Regions from separate parts of the Mus musculus genome. Here region 2 is linked to region 1. A link is a loop called in an ENCODE intact Hi-C map of the cell type or tissue named here. Cell type or tissue: left cerebral cortex. All regions are shown on one strand. Links, peaks and the distances in the headings refer to the core of each region. The heading gives the core; the rest is flanking DNA.

Region 1 (3,788 bases), core at 416-2,915:
AGATGAAGAATATAGGCAATAAACAGAATCGACCGCTCCAGGAGCGCCACTTACACCAGAGTTCTGGGAGGCAACCCGGGAAGTTCAGTAAATTGATTTTGTTATTTAGAATTTCTCGGTGCTCGAACCGGCTGCGGTTGTATTATGTCCTTTGAGACGTGTTTACTTGTGCAGTTTGCGAACCTGACGCACACTTCTGTGCAGGCTGGAAGAGTTCTGTGCAGCCAGCAACAGTTTGCAGGTAAGTCCACATGCTTTCACATCATCAGCAACTCATGCTACTCTGACTGCCCGCGTTCTCTTGAGAAATGTGCACATGGCAATTCAGGTATTTCTTCACTGGCGATTTTCCAGTAAGGAGGATGAGCTCAGCTGTACTGGTGGTAAAGGACGTGCAAAGACCGGGAAACGAATTAACGCTCACTTTTCCAAAAGTATCAACTCCCCACTCTAGATCAAATCCCGCGCTCTTGCAATGCTCAACCTGATTCTACCACCATACCGCCCCCGTCAGATACCTATCTATGGCGGGCGGGGCAGAAAAAGACACGTCCTAGCTTCCTCCGAATCAGTTAAGTTTCGTAGAATTTTGGTTTCCTACATTTCAGCTAACATTAGTGAAAACCGCCGACCACATGACACAGTAGCCACACACGCGGGCAGAAGAGGAAGCAAAACAAGAAGAAAGCCGGCGCTCCAGTAGCCACGTGAGGAACGAGTTCCCGAGCGCCTTCTCTAGTGATGACTTCAATTCCCGGCCTGCCCCGGGGCGGTTACTATCGGAGGACTACAACTCCCAGGGTGCAGTGGACCAGTCCGCCGCAACCTCCCACTCGCCCGCCTGCCGCTTGTCCCGCCCCTCCCCCGCCCCGCCCAGCCGGATCGGCATGCGCCTGCGCAGCGGAGGCCGGAGGAGTCTTACCCTAATGTAAGATGGTGGCCCGTCTAGCCGTGGAACCCACCGAAAGCTGAGAGTCTCTCTCTCAGCCGTAAAGGTCGGACTCACTGAAGCAGTCAGGCCCGGTTCTGAAGAGTTTTTTCGCCGACTCTCGTTCATTGGTCTCCTGTGAGGACTCGGCAACGCGTGGAGTCGGCTAAGAGAAAAGCGAGGCAAGGCAGGCGGGTGAGTGTCTGCGGGGCTGGGCTTAGGGGAAACCCGGCGCTGACCGGCTACGAGAGAGCGGAGGCTTCGCTGGGACTGTGCAGGCCGCACCCCCCTTTCTCCCCACCCCCCCACCCCCGCCCGCCTCGTCTTCACCCTCCTCCTCCTCCTCTGGCTGCCTCCTCCTCCTCTTCTTCCTCCCTCTCCCCTCTACGCCACAGCAGTTATCACCAGGAAAAGGCAGCCGGGTTGGAGGCAGCGCGGCAGCGAGCGCCGGCTCTCCTTGGAGAATTTCTTCAATTGAGAACCCAAGAGGGCTTCTCATCACCAGTTTTCCCCGCATTTTTCTGGCAACAGTATCCTTAGGTCTTGGTCCTCCTGTTTCCCCAGCCTCCTTTCCCCTCTGACGTCCTTTCCTACTGGCCCCGGTCTCCCAAGCCAGAGCCATCATTTCCACTCTGACGGGTGCTGCTGCTCACTGCCCACCCGTCCTGCTTGGTGGGCTTTTTTGCCCCTTTTTGCCCCATCCCTTCCAGAAAGGCTGCTCTGGATCTAGCCTCTGCTCCCCTCTGGTGCTTGCAGTCAGCCCCCAGTCTGTCTGCCAGACCCGAGTTGATTCCGATGTGCAAGTCTCCTTTAACCGCATCTGTCATCTTAAAGCCACCTCGTGAGTATCTAAATCATGTTGCTGCTCCGTTGCTCCGTATAACCCACCTGTTTCTTAACCTACTTGAGAATTGTCGGTTCCTTCCCTCTTTCCAATGCAGACTCTTTGAGCACACACTCCAGGATAGGGGAGATGATGCCCCGTGTTGTTCCTTGAAAAGTAAAGGAAGTTAGGAAGTGAATGAAGTGAGTGGGAGACTATTAACGTTAAGAGAAAAGAGCTTTCTTCGGGCTACTCGGGAAAGGAATGTTTTGCTTTTTTGATCTTTTTGTTGCTCATTTGCTATCCTTTTTTACCCCTCTTTTCATTTTCGACCTTCTCCGTGCTACTCAGCATTCTCCTGAATTGCCATTCCTCAGGACACTTGATGTTGTCTCTGATTATACCCATAAAGATCAGCTTAGAATTTCAAAACCAGGTGAATCTAGCGCGCACACACACACTTCATCCCCGAACACCACATGCAAATAAATACAGATGGTATTTTGATTGTATGTGGGTTACAGATTCCTTTTGTATCAATTATTGGCTCCGTTATATTGATGTTTATGTTAATTGATAACATTTATTTGTGATGGGTGCAAATTTGACTTTTCCCCCCTCTCTTTTGATCTGGGAAATTCCCTCTTTTGACATTTCTAGGATAGGAGTTATCAGAATAAGTTGTATGGAAAAACACATTGGGTATGTATGAAGAGAAGTTGATATTTTGGGGTAAACTTAAATTCCTTTTTTTCCCATAGAAACTATGGGGGCTGAGAAAAGAAGTCACAAAGCTGAGCATACGCATGCTTCAATGGCACTTAGCTGTTATTACCTGTAGTAAGTAAGAGCTAGAAACTGAAGAGCAAGGGGTGGCTTATGGTCTCTACAGTAGAGTGAAAGCAGAATTGAAATGCACTAGTTTGTGTAATCAGGAGTTAGAGTATTTGCTATAATACACCACAGTGACATAAAGAATTACCAGAACAGCAAATAAGATTATATAGGTCAGATAAACACATGTCAAGTTTGAACATAAGACATTGTGTTCTTAATATATATATAAAAATATTTAAAGTCACAATAACAGTCTCATAATGAAGTATGTCGCTTATTGGGGGGAAATAGTAACAACTTAAGTGTAAATACAAACGCAGTTCTTCTAGTTACTTTCACACATTACTGTTATTGTAAATCTTACATATTTCACCTATAAAGCTTGACTATTCTTATATTTGATGTTATATTAAGTTGCTGTGAAAAGTTTTTAAAAATGTAAACTAAGGTTAGAAAAGCTGCTCATAAAGCTTCCTCTCCTTCCTCCTCTTCCTCCTCCTCCTCCCCCTCGGCTGTCTGTCTGTCTGTCTTTCTTTCGTTCGTTCTTTCTTTTGTTCTTTCTCTCTTTCCTTTTTTTTTTTAAGACAGGGTCTTTATGTAGCTCTGACTGACCAGCAATGTAGATCAGGCTAGCCTTGAACTTGAAGACAGTCACCTGACTCTTCATCTTGTCACTCATGGTCAAAGCTCTTTATTTCAGCCACTTAAGCCCCAATTTGGCAAAATGGAATAAATCCCTATTCTTCTAAAAAATTGGAAGCATTTTATATAAGCATCCATTGTTTTTAGTTATACCTTGAAGTTAAAAAGAAAATAATACTTTTCGTTTAGTTTACCAATAACTTGTCTTTAACTCCAAGTAAAAAGTAGATACTGGTGGAAAAGCTTGCCACTTTGAACAATCTTGTCTAGATACTCTTGGCAGTCATACTTGGCTGAATTGTAAGCAGTATGTTCTAAGGAGAATGTCTGATAGAAGGGGATGAGTGATTTTTTTTTAATGCATCTTTTCTTTTGTAAAGCTATTTGGCTCACTAAATATCGTAAATAATTTCTCTTCTTCCTCTGGGGTCATCAAATTCTTGCTTCTAGCATAGAGAAGATGTAAAAATGTTCTTTAACACATTGACAGGAGGAAGTAAGCTGAAGTTTATAAATATTTTTGTGTAGTCTTCATTTGTAACATTTAACATGGAGGCG
Region 2 (3,788 bases), core at 474-2,973, 130 kb after region 1:
CATGTGGTTGGAGTACTGAATGCATACTGCTGTCAAGACTTCCAAGCTCTGTCATAACTTCCTGCCTTTGACCAACTGCTATGAATAGTTTTCTATGGGTCATTATTTGGTGCCTGTGCTCCATATTTTCTGATTGCCCTCTCATATCTACCTTTTGTTTTCCTGCCAGGGAGGTAGAGAGTGGGCAGCTCTTAGATGTTTGGACTGGAGCATCTGCTTGCGCACACCCCGGAGTTCTGGGGCAGAGAACAATGGACGAGCAACTCAATGATAGGAGGGTGGTTATGAGCCAAGGTCTGGCCTCCCTCTGCTACCCTGTTTGAACACAGAGTTCAGGGAGTCTGAATTCCAAGGGGAAAATGAAAATTGGCTGTTAGGTTGTTCTTAAGGAGTATCTGTCAAGGCTGGACGCCAGTACACTGATCAGTTTGCTTGCTTGATTTATAAATTCTGTAACTCTTTACATGACGTGTGAGACCAACGTGTTTACTTTCATGGTATCAGGCCCTGCAGACACTATAGGTGTGTGGGTTGCACTGTTCCCAGTTGCCCCTACTTAGTGGTCATCAGCCTATCTCCTTCCAAAGACTCCCAGGGAAAGAGAGTCATCCCAAGTCCTCAATAAAGCTCTCGGGGACCCCGGCTTCTTTCTGAGATTCCCCTGTCGAGTCCAACTTCTGTCAGATACGACATATGGCAATGGAGAGAGATCTTTCTGGTGCCAGAATGAAGGTTGTTCACAGAGGCTGAGCCTGTGTTTTCTAGTTCAAACCAGAAAAGACTGGGACTGGACCCCATAAAGGACAGAGAACACAGGGCCAGTGTGGTGGGTGGGTGACAGCTCTCCTCATACCATACCACATACCATTCATACCATATCATATCATACCATATACCATACCATATACCATACCATATATCATACCATATACCACACCATATTCTATACCATATACCATACCATACCATGCTCACTGCAGAACTCAGAGAGGATGATTTCTGCTGAAAGCCACATAGCCAGGACTTCCTGGCTATACTCACAGGACCATGGCAGGAACCCAGGGTGTAGCTCCTGCTATCCCTTCTGGGGCAGACAAGGCCTTCAGGAAGCAAGGCCACCTCCATGGGCCTGTGTGGGGAGGCCTGTGGAAAGGAGAGCCCCATGCAGGGCTGGAGGGCACCAACAAAAACGGGGTAGAAGAAGCTGCCCTAAATCCAGCTTGCTCTGCTTGCTGCTGTGCTGACTACCGCTCAACCAATTGCTTGGCTACAACACGACCTGTGCTGCCCATAACTGCTACAGCTCTGAAGGGGGCGGTACCCCTGCAGTCGAGGAGTACCGCAAAGTCACACCATACAACAACCTCACAAAACCACAGAAGATTTGTTAGAAGGGAAAAAACCCAGGAGGGTGGCTGCCTCTGCTTGGGTGAGAAGCAGCAAAGAGCTGAGCAGAAGTCAGGGTTTGAGTAGGGTTTCTTGTGGGGCTGGGGAGGGGGTGGGACTCTTTCCAGGGTAGCCTGTGATTGGAGGGATCATGTGACTTGATCTTGGAGCAGACTCAGGGAATTTGTCTTTTTCCCTATAGTGTGGGGCCTGGCGGGGGAACTCCTGAGGAGGGAGCCTGGGTGCTTGTGCGCCTCTAAGGGTCAGGTCCAGCTCCAGAGGAGGCTAACGGTGGAGCCTGGTAGCCTGAGTTCTCCAGGGGTTGGGCTTACAAAGGGAATCTCTGGAAAGCCACCCCTTCCATTGCTGCTGCTGGCATTGGCATGAGTAGCCAACACTGCCATCTAGCTACTGTTCTTGCTTTTGAGGCCGAGGATATTAGGAGAGGCTCCTGGGTTTTAGGTTTTGCTTTTTGAGACAGTGTTTCACTATATAGTCCAGGCTGTTTTTGAACTTGCAATCCTCTTGTCTCCGCCTTAACAAGTGATGAGATGACAGGCAGGTACCAACACACTCAGCAGTAATTAATCTACAGGGTGTTACATGGGAAAATCCTAGCTGCCACACAGAGGGTTATAGTTATGGACTCTGTAGGGCAGCCCACTCCAGTGCCTTCTGGGTGATGCTTCACCCTGGGTGGTTGCCAGAGGGCTGCAGAGCAATGCAGGTCCTAAGCAAGGGAGCCAGGCCCACCAGCACAGAGCACCCCCATCAGTCTGTCCGCTGCTGCGCTGCCTCCCACACTCCATTTTAGCCCACAATAGGCACTTGTGTGTTCCAAGCTGGTCTGTAGCATCATGCCTGGTTTCATGTAGTGCTCAGAATGGAATCCAAGGCTTTTTGTATACTAGGCAAATAGTACATTCCTGACTCAAGGAAGGATCCTAGCCCAAGAAGCATTTATTTAAAAAAAAAAAAAAATTCAGCCGGGCGGTGGTGGCGCATGCCTTTAATCCCAGCACTCCAGAGGCAGAGGCAGGAGGATTTCTGAGTTCGAGGCCAGCCTGGTCTACAAAGTGAGTTCCAGGACAGCCAGGGCTACACAGAGAAACCCTGTCTCGAAAAAACAAACAATCAAAATCCATATCTTGAGTCCGCAAGTGTGTAGTGCCCTATGAGTTGCAGGTGGTTGTGATCTACCTGATGTGGATGCGGAGCAGTGCGCTTGCGTCATCTGGACAAGCAGCAAGCGCTCAGCTTCTGTGTCACCTCACCAGCGCTGGCCTCTGCTGTCTCTCCGTGTTTGTGAGGATCCCATTCTAGTGCAGTTCTAGTGACCGGACCCTGGACAAGACAGTAAGATCTGGGTCACTCACCCCTTCCCACACCCACAACTTCTGACCTGAACTCTGCACTGTCACACACGTGGCCTCTGGTTCACCCGTTGGTCTCCACTTTTCACCAGAGCCTCAGCGTTCCTACAGTTCCTACCCTCCGGTTGTCATTTCTACTGAGTTGAGTCTCAAGGCTGACGTGTCCGCCGCCTGACAGGAGGTCCTCTCGGGTGCACACAGACACTTGACATCCGATTGGTTATTTCCAAACCATCTACACTCACGTTCCCCTACTCCAAACCTAGCCTCTTTCGACTCTTCCCAGTTCCATAAAAACTCCAGTCTTGCACCCTATCAAACATCCCGGAAGACCCCCATAATTCCTCACTCTCCACTCCACCCTCACCCAGTCAGCGCAAACACACCAGCGACCTTCCCTGGCTCCTCAGACGCAATAGTAGAGTCTTCAGATGGCCAGCAAGCTCATTGCCTGTAGCCCCCTTTCTGCATCCATTAACACCACGCTCCTCTCTGCTCTTTCTACCCGGTTCCGGTCTCCCCGCTGCCCCAGAACCTCTGCTCACGCTGCCTCCTCCAAACACTAACACGTGTCAAGTCAGCCTTTTCTGAGTCCCCGTGATGGGGAGTGGTAGCCTCGCCCGCTGCTCCTCCTCCTCCGCAGCGCAGCTTCTTGGACCAGTTCCACTCAGGACCCCTATTTTCATGTAACCCTGGGTATGTAAATATATAATATAAGTATATGAATTAAATGTTTGCTGATAATTATACATTTATTTTAGAACAACTCTTTTATACACATACATACACTGTTTATTAAAAAAACCCATATGTGAATATTGATGAGATCGATGCCTGTTAATTTTTGGCTGAGTATCTGACACTGCAGAATACAGCATCTTCAGTGTTTTTCAGAATTGATTGATATTTCGATTTCATAATTGTCACTGATAAGAAGACCTCCTTGCATAAATATTCAGTACAAAATGGCAGAAGTATGTTTTAGTACATTTCAGAAGTTTTCAGAAATTCTGTCCTAATCCCAAGCCA

The links. Hi-C counts contacts between places; a loop is a spot of excess contacts. Peaks named below come from ENCODE experiments on the same cell type or tissue, not always from the same donor. Only the 100,000 strongest peaks of a DNase experiment are listed, where the experiment ranks them.
Region 2: it touches region 1 in a loop (6-fold over the local background); 4 of 42 quality-filtered maps call a loop at or near these places.

The regions. Positions count from the first base shown.
Region 1 is chr6:35,130,837-35,134,624 of GRCm38, reverse strand. It overlaps Cnot4 (CCR4-NOT transcription complex, subunit 4), which reads left to right and starts at 888. Exons shown (of 12, transcript NM_001164413.1): 1 at 888-1,123. It overlaps Gm33046 (a long non-coding RNA gene), which reads right to left and starts at 1,094. Exons shown (of 5, transcript XR_868974.2): 1 at 923-1,094; 2 at 55-377. In left cerebral cortex, for the core only: no CTCF peak of the experiment used is centred there; DNase peaks (open chromatin) are centred at 816, 1,544 and 1,700; H3K4me3 peaks cover 2,310 bases; H3K27ac peaks cover 1,150 bases.
Region 2 is chr6:34,997,163-35,000,950 of GRCm38, reverse strand. No RefSeq gene overlaps it. Among named protein-coding and RNA genes, the nearest start is that of Slc23a4, 21 kb to the right of the region's middle. In left cerebral cortex, for the core only: a CTCF peak has its summit at 1,796; DNase peaks (open chromatin) are centred at 1,774 and 2,086.